3 separate regions of the Homo sapiens genome follow, and all the other regions are linked to region 3. Evidence: chromatin contacts called from ENCODE Hi-C or POLR2A ChIA-PET data. All regions are on one chromosome and are shown on one strand. Each heading gives the region's core, a stretch centred on a gene start or an enhancer-like site at or near the end of the contact. The rest is flanking DNA. Distances are from core to core; before and after follow the strand shown.

The links. Hi-C counts contacts between places; a loop is a spot of excess contacts on that map. ChIA-PET counts read pairs that join two places held with the same protein, here RNA polymerase II (POLR2A). Pooled maps may share reads with other maps.
Region 1: a loop to region 3 is called in a map with no recorded cell type, with 8 times the contacts of the local background. The contact joins the promoter of ERCC5 here to the enhancer-like site in region 3. A Hi-C loop is called at or near these places in 1 of 168 maps with a recorded cell type or tissue (endothelial cell of umbilical vein), 15 of 37 single-sample maps with no recorded cell type and 10 of 50 pooled maps. POLR2A ChIA-PET finds 5 or more read pairs at or near these places in 1 of 52 experiments (OCI-LY7).
Region 2: a loop to region 3 is called in a map with no recorded cell type, with 6 times the contacts of the local background. The contact joins the promoter of TEX30 here to the enhancer-like site in region 3. A Hi-C loop is called at or near these places in 4 of 37 single-sample maps with no recorded cell type and 4 of 50 pooled maps.

The regions. Positions count from the first base shown.
Region 1 is chr13:102,844,326-102,847,877 of GRCh38, forward strand. ERCC5 (ERCC excision repair 5, endonuclease) reads left to right here and starts at 1,707. Exons shown (of 15, transcript NM_000123.4): 1 at 1,707-2,029. The coding sequence starts at 1,942. The region is part of intron 9 of BIVM-ERCC5 (BIVM-ERCC5 readthrough); the gene reads left to right. RefSeq lists enhancers at 637-1,461, 1,046-1,095, 1,306-2,095, 1,462-2,284 and a silencer at 2,446-2,495.
Region 2 is chr13:102,772,261-102,775,472 of GRCh38, forward strand. TEX30 (testis expressed 30) reads right to left here and starts at 1,526. Exons shown (of 6, transcript NM_138779.5): 1 at 1,422-1,526. RefSeq lists enhancers at 1,281-1,958, 1,959-2,636 and a silencer at 1,359-1,698.
Region 3 is chr13:102,438,803-102,441,913 of GRCh38, forward strand. No RefSeq gene overlaps it. Among named protein-coding and RNA genes, the nearest start is that of FGF14-AS2, 46 kb to the left of the region's middle. Within about 2 kb of position 1,714, at least 3 of the 41 ENCODE cell types and tissues checked have a DNase peak (open chromatin) inside an H3K27ac peak, as active enhancers do; they include OCI-LY7, where a contact is called at or near this core.

The DNA.
Region 1 (3,552 bases), core at 457-2,956, 410 kb after region 3:
CCTGTCAAAAAAATAAAAAATAAAAAAATAAAAAAAATCAATTTCCCGTATACTTCTGTTATAAAGAAGTCTTTAAAAAATTGCCTGCTCCCTTAAGTCAGCCTTTTCACTGAGTTTAAATTTCGTTCCAATTTGAACAAATATGGATGCTAATACTATCCTTTATAGTTACTAGTGCTAAGTGCGTTGCATGTAACACCTTGAATACTTACTGAAGTCTGCAAGGTTGGTTTTATGCCCTGATTACTGATGGAGACACAAATTCTGAACAACTGTGACTTCAGGGATGCTAAACACCATAGTGAGGCACGATGCGGGGATTTGAATCTTGGCCTGAGGGTTCCAGAGCTGTGGCCTTTTCTGGGGTTACTCTGTTAATTGATTTCTAGTCCTTTCTGATCTACAAGCCGCGGCATTATAACTTTTAGATGCTGAAGAAAACTAAACTATATGTCAAGGATTAAGGCTTGTGAACCCCCAAAATTTGGGACAGGTCTCAGTTAATTTAGAAAGTTTATTTTGCCAACGTTAAGGACGCGCAGCTGTGACACAGCCCCAGGAAGTCCAGATGACATGTGCCCAAGGTGGTTGGGGCACAGATTGGTTTTATACATTTTAGGGAGACAGGAGACATCAATCAACATATGTAAGTACACTGGTTCCTTCCAGAAAGGTGGGGACAACTCGGAAGCAGGAAGGGCTTCTAGGTCACAGGTAGATGAGAGACAAAAGGCTGCATACGAGTTTCTGATAAGCCTTTCCAAAGGAGACAATCAGAATATGCATCTATCTCAGTGAGCAGAAGGATGACTGACTAGAATGGGAGGCAGGTTTTGCCCTGAGCAGTTCCCAGCTTGACTTTTCCCTTTTGCTTAGTAATTTTGGGACCCTAACATTTTCACAGGCTTTAAATTTTATTATTCTTTAGTTACTACGTGCTAGCATATAAATAAATAGTACAAAACCAAGAAGGCATCCACCTTTTGGTTGTCTCTTCACGTGTAAAACAACACTTTGTGTTAAGTATCTTCACACACGGCGGCGCAAAGGTAGAAACCGATACTAAAAAAGCGTGTAGAAAATAGTTCCCAGCCTGGGCAACACAGGGAGACCTCATTTCTACAAAAATAATTCGCCAAGCATAGTGGTGCGCACCTGCGGTCCCAGCTACTTGAGAGGCTGAGATGGGAAAGTTGCTTGAGCTCGGGCAGCAGGAGTTCCAGGCTGCAGTGAGCTAAGAATGCGCCACTGGACTCCAGTATGGGCGACAGCGTGAGACCCTGTCTCAAACAAAAACAAAAGCCCGTTACTCCACCAAGAAGGCGCTTTTGCACATTGTTTTAATGCTTAACGCCTTCAGGATGCCAGCGTGACGGAAGCAAGTAACCACCAAGGCATCACCACTGGCGCTAAACTTCTCACTTCCGGAGTGCTGCAAGCGCAGAAAATATACGTCATGTGCGGAGGCGGAGCTTCCGCCCTGCGCGTCGTATTAGACGGAAACCGAGCGGGCCCATTTTTCATGGGTTTGCGGACCCACCAGCGAAGGCGGGAGGTGTCGCAGGGACATCTTCTGGCTGTTTCCGTCGCCTGCGTGGCCCTTGCACCCCGGTCTTCCATTAGCGGCGCAGACGTTTGGGCCTAAGCGCTGGGCGAGGCGAGGCCCTGCCCCTCCCCGCCAACGGCCATTCTCTGGACCTGTCTTTCTTCCGGGAGGCGGTGACAGCTGCTGAGACGTGTTGCAGCCAGAGTCTCTCCGCTTTAATGCGCTCCCATTAGTGCCGTCCCCCACTGGAAAACCGTGGCTTCTGTATTATTTGCCATCTTTGTTGTGTAGGAGCAGGGAGGGCTTCCTCCCGGGGTCCTAGGCGGCGGTGCAGTCCGTCGTAGAAGAATTAGAGTAGAAGTTGTCGGGGTCCGCTCTTAGGACGCAGCCGCCTCATGGGGGTCCAGGGGCTCTGGAAGCTGCTGGAGTGCTCCGGGCGGCAGGTCAGCCCCGAAGCGCTGGAAGGGAAGATCCTGGCTGTTGGTATCCTTAACGCCGCGTTGGGACTTGGGGTGCAGGGATTCGGGGCTGGATTCCTCGCGGGGCTCTGCCTTGGGCACAGTGGCATCTGCAGGATGATGGTCTTGGGTCGGGGTCGGGGTCGCTATAGAATCTCTGTCACTAGGTTTTCTAAGTACAGTCGTCCCTCGGTATCCCCGGGGCTTTGGTTCCAGCCCCTCCTCCGTATACCACGATGTTCAAGTTCCTTCAACTCCCTTATATAATGGCGTGGTATTTGCATATAAACTACCCACTTCCGTAATCTTTTAAATCGTTTCTAGCTTACTTGTAATGCCGAATGCAATGTAAGTGATCTGTAAATAGTTGTTATACTGTATTTTAAAATTTTTTGTAGTTTTTATTGGTATGTTTTATTTATTTATTTTTTTCCATCGCAAATATTTTTGATCCGTGGTAGGTTGATTGCGGAATCGGGTGATGAGGCGGGCCGCCCTGTCTGCTTTCCCCAGCTTTGCAGTCTTAGCGGCCTGTGCATCCTGGTTTGTCACTTTGTGGCAGTGCTTTATGTTCCTCTCTGCCTTAGTTCTCTCATCTGCAAAGTAGAGGTGGTGATAGTATCTACACACAGGATTGGAATGAGGAATAAAGAAATTGCCTACATGAGAGAAGTTTAGTGCGATTAATACAGTAAATCTTAAAGTTATTATCCTGTCCGGGAGGTCAGTAAGGAGAGCAGAGTAGACTTCGACGATTAGTTTTGCTTGAGTCTTGCCCCATTTATGTTTCTTAGAGGAAGGATAGTGTGGACAGGTGTTTTACCCATTTTTTAAATTGACTTTTTAAGGACTATTGTTTCTGTACATGTTTGGCTGGTTTTGTTTGTCATTGGAATTAAATTCTTTTTTCATTAGCAAAACGTGATACTGCTTTTGAAATTTTTATCTTTTTCTTTGTTATGTAGTCATTTTTTTTTTTTTTTTGAGTATCTATTCTGGCTCAGAATCTGGTGATACCTTACACCAATTTCCTAAATGGGGATCTATGAGTCTAGGGGCTCGTGGGCTTGTGGAAAGAGTCCTGTAAATGATTGCGGGGGGATTGGGGACGGGAAATGGAGTGCAAGAGTGTGTGGGCGTTCAGCAAAGGAATCCCTGACTGTGGAGCCCTAATTCTTCAGTAGGTACAAAACTTATAAATAAAACGACATTGATAAGTTTTAAAACATAATGAGATTATCATTTTTTGCAAGTGAATAATCTTTAAATAAATCTGTAATTGATTTTTGGCTTAAAAGTTTTTATACAGGGTACTTTGAATTGGGGAAAGCCAAAGGATTTTTGTTTTGTTTTGTTTTGTTTTTTGTTTTTTAGAGCACATGCGCTGTTGCTGCCCTCAAGCTGTTGCTTAGTATCATTGCAGTCTAAAGATTTTCTCAGAAATAAAGGGTAAAGGTTAGTTTTCAGTGACAAGAACCCTTAAAACTTCAGCAAAGATTTAGATCATTTTATGTAGCAGCCCTTGTGAAGAATTACTAAAGAGGACTG
Region 2 (3,212 bases), core at 276-2,775, 330 kb after region 3:
GCCTCTTGAGTAGGTGGGACTACAGACGCTCACCACCACGCCCGCTTATTATTTTTAAATGTTTTTGTAGAGACGAGGGTCTCCCTATGTTTCGCAGGCTGGTCTTGAACTCCCGGGCTCAAGCGATACCCCCTGCCTTGGCCTCCCAAACCGTTGGGATCCCAAGGCGTTTGCCACCTCTCCCGGTCTGCTTTACTTCTTTTCAGACTTCACGATGCACAGTGTGTTCTTCACGGCAGCTGCACACATGCTGGTTTTCTTCAGAAACACGGAAAATGCCCCATAATGCAATCCCCAAGCAACCTGCTCTAGGTCATCTGGGTTTGTTTTTTTGAGACAGAGTCTTGCTCTGTCCCCCAGGCAGGAGTGCAGCGGCGCGATCTCGGCTCACTGCAGCCTCTGCCTCCCGGGTTCAAGAGATTCTCCAGCCTCAGCCTCCCGAGTAGCTGAGATTACAGGCGTCCGCCACCGCGCCCAGCTAATTTTAGTAGAGACGGGGTTTCACCATGTTGGCCAGGCTGGTTTTGAACTCCTGACCTCAGGTGATCCACCCGCCTCGGCCTCCCATGGTGCTGGGGTCAGGCGTGAGCCACCGTGCCAGGCCACTGTCGTCTGGGTTTTCATCTCTGGCTTCAGGTTCAGAGAGGGCAGGGTTTGAAGCCTGGCCCGGCCTCAGTGCCCTCAATGGCGATGGTGAAGATGACCGGCTAGAGGTGCTGCGCCCACGAAACGCCAGCTCTAGTGGCGTCCGGAGCGCCGGCTCCACCGGCTAGGCGGTCGGCGGAGTTCTAGGACGACAACTACTCACAAGGGCTGGGCGATCACCTCCCACGCCACGGGACGGAGACGCCACAGCCCCTTCAACTTTCAGTTACAAACGTTCGTGCCCTGTTACGTCCACAGCATTAAGCTGGCTGTCGTGGGGCAAACAAAAACGTTGAGTCCGAGTCTTACGGGGGGTCGGGTCAACAACCCCAGCAAACATGGAGAGAAAATTCAAAGCGGGTCTCACGGGCGTGCGGGGCTCGGCGGCGCTCGGGGCACGGGATCCGTTCTCTCCGCAAATGCGCGCTGCCGGGGCTGCGCCGCGGGCTGCCCCGGTCGACCCCTCTCAACTCCGAGGCTACTTCGAGCCAGTCACCCGGGACTGGCTGACGTGGTCCAGGTTGGCCCCGTCCGGCTCTCCCCGCCCGTACCAACCCCACATTCCGCCCTCCTACCCGGCAAAGCGGACGAAGCCCCCACCGGCTGGTGCCCGCGGGCACCGAACTTAGCGGAACGCCTCCCGGCTCGGACCAGACGCCCCTGAGGAGTGACGCCCGCGAGCCTCAAACGTCTCAGGCGGGCCTGCCGGGTGCTCTCCCCGTCTCCCAGGAAGCCGCCCGTCAGCCGGCGGCGCCAACCGCCACCGCCGCACTTACCCGGGAAGGCAAAAGTGGCCGCGGGCACCCAACCGCCGTCACTCCCTTCAGGGAGCTGACTAGCGCGCTCGAAGCGACCGCCTCGCCTGCCCCGCCACAGCGTTCGGCTACGACGCACGCGCGCGCAGGCCACGCCCCCCGGGTGCGCGGGCCGGGCCGCAGAGCACGCCGGGAGCGTGGGTCTCCCAGCCCGCCACATCCCAGGGCTGTACGCGCGGACTAGCGGAGCTAGGGGAAGGTGCCAGGGTGGCCGCCGCCTCAGTAGCACGCGGACGGCTGGAAAGTCAGCCCCCGTTTCCGCCTCACCCAGGATTGCTCCACTCGGGGCCTTTCCGCATCCCAGCCACCACTCCATTCCGAGGCGCGATCAGCTCTGACCAGTCTTCCTCACACCCATAGTCGATTCGTTACTCCCGTTAAGGTCAAACGCTGACAGAAACCAGCCGCTTCGCACACTTCTACATGGGGTCAAGCCCCCTGTTATCTTTGCGGGGATGATTGTAACAATCACTTAAATGGTCGCTTCGTACCATCTTGCCCCCGCCTGGGCCTTGTCGGCGACGCCGCAGCCACGTGGATGCTGTGGAAGCCTGTCCCCTGGATCTTCCAAAGGCTCCGCGCTCATTGCCACAGCCAGCGGCCGGCAGTGGCCTAGGCTGTTGCACGCGATCGGTCCCCCACATCTCCCCTCTCCATCTGGCTCCTTTCCCTGGAAGCCCAGGGCAGCCCACACTTCGCTGTCCTCACCCCCACTCACCAGGCGGGACCCCACGACGACCGGCTTTTGTCCTGGCTGCTCCCTCCCAGCGTGGGCCGCGTCTCCTCGGGGTCGACAGGGCGCGTGGTTTTCACAGCGAGGCCTCCCCTGATCACCTCCCCGCTCTTCCTGTCCTTCCCCGGTCACCTCACGAGCTATGGATGTATCTGTGTCTCCTCACTGCGCTATAAGCTCCCAGGTGAAGAAAGGGTTGCTTTTTGTAAATTTTTGTTTTAACCGTGAACCTCTTGTGTATGAATAATGCTCAGAAAAAAAAAAATTTCTTAAATGAATGAATCTTCCCCAAGCCCAGTGCAGTTGGCACCTGCCCTCTTTTCTGTCACGGTACATACAAGGAAATACATTCCACAAAACCACATAGTCGCTGTCATTTATCACAAGTGTTTCCCCAAATTACAAAGTCTTAATACTTCTTTGTCTCCTAATTTTTTAGCTGTGTTTTTAAAAAACATTTCTTTACATGCCATAAAATTCACTCATTTGAAGTGTACCATTCAATCATTTTCAGTAATTTTAAAACCATTTGCAACCATCACTATAATTTAAGAACATTTCCATTATCCCCCTGAAAAGTATTTGCACAGTTATAGTTGAGGTAGGAGATCAGCAGGACTTTCCAAGCACTGATCACCACCTGCTGAGCAAAACAGGATCTGGTCAGAACAGGATGCCCTAAAAAAACGGCCAAAACTGCCCTAAAGAAACAGGCCCAAGCCAGCTAAAACCAGGATGGTGACCAAAGTGACCTCTAGTGCCCTCACTGCTCATTATACACTAATTATAATACATGAACATGCTACAACACTTCCACCAGCACTCTGACAGTTTACGAATGCCATGGCAATGCCCAGACCTTACCTTATATGGTTTAAAAACGGAAGAATTCTCAGTTCCGGGGAACTCCCCACCCCTTTTCTAGAAAATTCGTGAATAACCCACCCCTTATTTAGCGTACGATGAAGGAGTAGGTATAAATATAGCTAGCCAGTGGCCGGGTGCCCTGGCGCATGCCT
Region 3 (3,111 bases), core at 464-2,963:
TATTTTATCCTCATCTTAACGCTAAGTTTTGATTAGCCTCCACATTTATTTGTATTTTATTTATTTAAAACTCCCCCCTTTTTTCTTAGTCTAGCTGAGGGTTTCTCTATTTTTTCAAAAAACCAACGCTTATTTTTGTTGATTTTTTCTATAGATTTTCTAGTAGAAATAATTCTGCCTGATCTTTATTATTTCCTTCCTTCTGCTAACTTTGGATTTAGTCTGCTCTTCTTTTCCTAGTTCCTCGAGATGTAAAGTTAGGTTGTATTCCAAAAATTCCTCTAGGTTTCTGTGTCAGTGGATGATGGAGCAAAAAAAAGAAAAAAAAATTCCTCAGTTTTATCTTTTAATAATTAGGTTTAAGAAACAGTTCTCTTTTCAATCCTGCAAGTACTTGAATTTACATTACCGCTATTCTTTTCCATTCTTGCTTCTTGCTTGCAAATTAGTCAGTTTTGTTCTGATTTTGTCTCTTTTAAGATCTCTGTACCCACTTCACAGATGAAGAAAAATAACTATCCAGGCTGGGCACAGTGGCTCATGCCTGTAATCCCAGCACTTTGGGAGGTCAAGGCGGGCAGATCACTTGAGGTCAGGAGTTGGAGACTGGCCTAGCCAACATGGGGAGACCCCTGTCTCTGCTAAAAATAAAAATAAATTAGCTAGGCGAGGTGACGGGCACCTATAATCCCAGCTACTCAGAAGGCTGAGGCATGAGAATCGCTTGAACCCGGAAGGTAGAAGTTGCAGTGAGCTGAGATTGCACCACTCCATTCCAGCGTGGGCGACAGAGCGAGACTCCATCTCAAAAAAAAAAAAAATGAAACAAAAAAGGCCAGGCCCGGTGGCTCACCCCTGTAATCTCAGCACTCTGGGAGGCTGAGGCAGGTGGATCACCTGAGGTCAGGAGTTCGAGACCAGCCTGGCCAACATGGTGAAACCCCATCTCTACTGAAAATACAAAAATTAGCCAAGTGTGGTGGCACATGCCTGTAATCCCAGCTACTCCGGAGGCTGAGGCAGGAGAATCGCTTGAACCCCGGAGGCAGAGGCTGCAGTGAGCTGAGATTGCATCAGCACACTCCAGCACTCCAGCCTGGGTGATAGAGTGAGACCCTGACTCAAAAAAAAAAAAAAGAAAAGAAAAGAAAAGAAAGAAAGAAAAAGAACTCTCCAGCCACTCCAGAAGGCCCCCAGAATGTCCAGGACCAACCACAGCTCTCTACCTCCATGAGGAATTACTCTCACAGCTTTTAGAGGACTCATTTCCTTACATTATTACTGTATTGTTTTGTTATCCTAATTTACATCCCTAGATACTGTAGTTTAGCCTTCTCATTTCTTAAAATTGATACTGTAGCAGGACGAGCCGCAGACCAAACCTCTCAGACACCTAGTTGTAGAAGGAAGGGCTTTATTCAGCTGGGAGCATCGGCAAGTTACTGCCTTAAAATCCGAGCTTCCTGAATGCACAATTTCTGTCCCTTTTAAGGGCTCACAACACTAAAGATTTCACATGAAAGGGTCATGATTGATTTGAGCAAGCAGGTGGTACATGACAGAGGCTGCATGCACCAGTGGTCAGAGAGAACAAGAACAGGGCAGGGAGTTTCACAGTGTTCTTCTATATAATGTCTGGAATCTATGAATAACACTGGTTTCTAAGTTATGAGTTGATTTTTAACTACTGGGTTTAGGCCAGGCATGCTCAGACCTGGTTTCTGGCCTGGCGCCAGGCTGCCTGTCTTTGGTTTTACTTCCTTGCTGTTTTTTCTTAAAACAGGTACTGAGTATAAAACAATATGAGAGGGTCTCTGTCTTCCTTCAATACCTTTAACTTCCTTTCAATCTATCTTTTTTCTTCTCTCCTAACTCATTTGTTGGAAGAGCCTACACTTGTGAGCTGTAGTTTCCCGTTGCTTGGCTTTTGCTAAGTGAGTTCTCATGCTTCAGGGCAACATGTTGCTTTTTCCTGCATATTGGCAGCTGGATCCAGAGTCTTGATCAGAATCAATTTGATCCCTTTGGCAAGGTTAGAGTGGTGGTGTGTTCATTCATCATGAAGCACATTATGTCTTTCTCTTTCTTGATGTTAGCAGCCTTTGATGCTCAATGCTCAGGACCCTTTAATTCACAGGAGTTTACAAATGGTAATATTTTAATTCTATCATTTTGTTTTCACTTATTGGCTGTAATAATTTTGTAAAACGACACTTCTGCTCATCTGCTACTTGATTACCCAGGGATAGCGGCTATATAGAAAAGGCAGGATACATAGATTGATATTCTCTTGTTGATAGTCATTACAGACTCTTAAGTTTAAACATATTTGATAGTTTTTAACCCATTGAAATCTGTATCTTTATTAAGGTTCAAATTATCCTACCCTTGGTGAATACAAGCCTCTTTGAATTGACTCTTGTGTCCTTTTGACACAAACCTAGTAGCTTTTTATAGCTTCTATGCTATCTGGTATGTCAAAATGTCCCAGTTTCATTTTGTACACTTCCTGTCCACAATCAATGTTCCAAGAACCCCTCTTTTTAAAAAATAGAAATGATCTTTGAGACCATAGTCTGGATGCTGTGAATGTGTGTTCATAGTGAGCTGGTCATTGTTTCTTGACCTCTTTATGGATAGAGCTAGAAATTGCACACACACACACACACACACACACACACTCCTTTTTCTTTTCCTAAACATGTCTTTCCAGCATGCCCCTTCTTTTCTCTTTGTTATAGCATGGGATTCATCACAATATGTTTTTATTGCTTCTTTTTATTTTCCCAAATTTTAGAAGAAAGATTGGTTAGCTAGCTCTACTAACTTTTTTTCAAGCTCACAAAATTTTCTCTTCTCTTGTTTTTATGAGATTTTAAAAATAGCACCTTGTTTTGGGAGTTTTTCTTACTTGTTTTCCCACCTCACTATAATCTTGACCTATTTTTTCCTGTGGGATTTTTTTCTATATCCTAATTTCTGACTTGAAATTGCACTGTCAAGAAAATAATTTACACGTAGTATGATTTTATAAGCAAAGATGCTCATTGCTGTGTTTTTAACTAGAAAAAGTTAAAATGTTTTTGTTATTATTTCTAAAAAGGGGGAAAT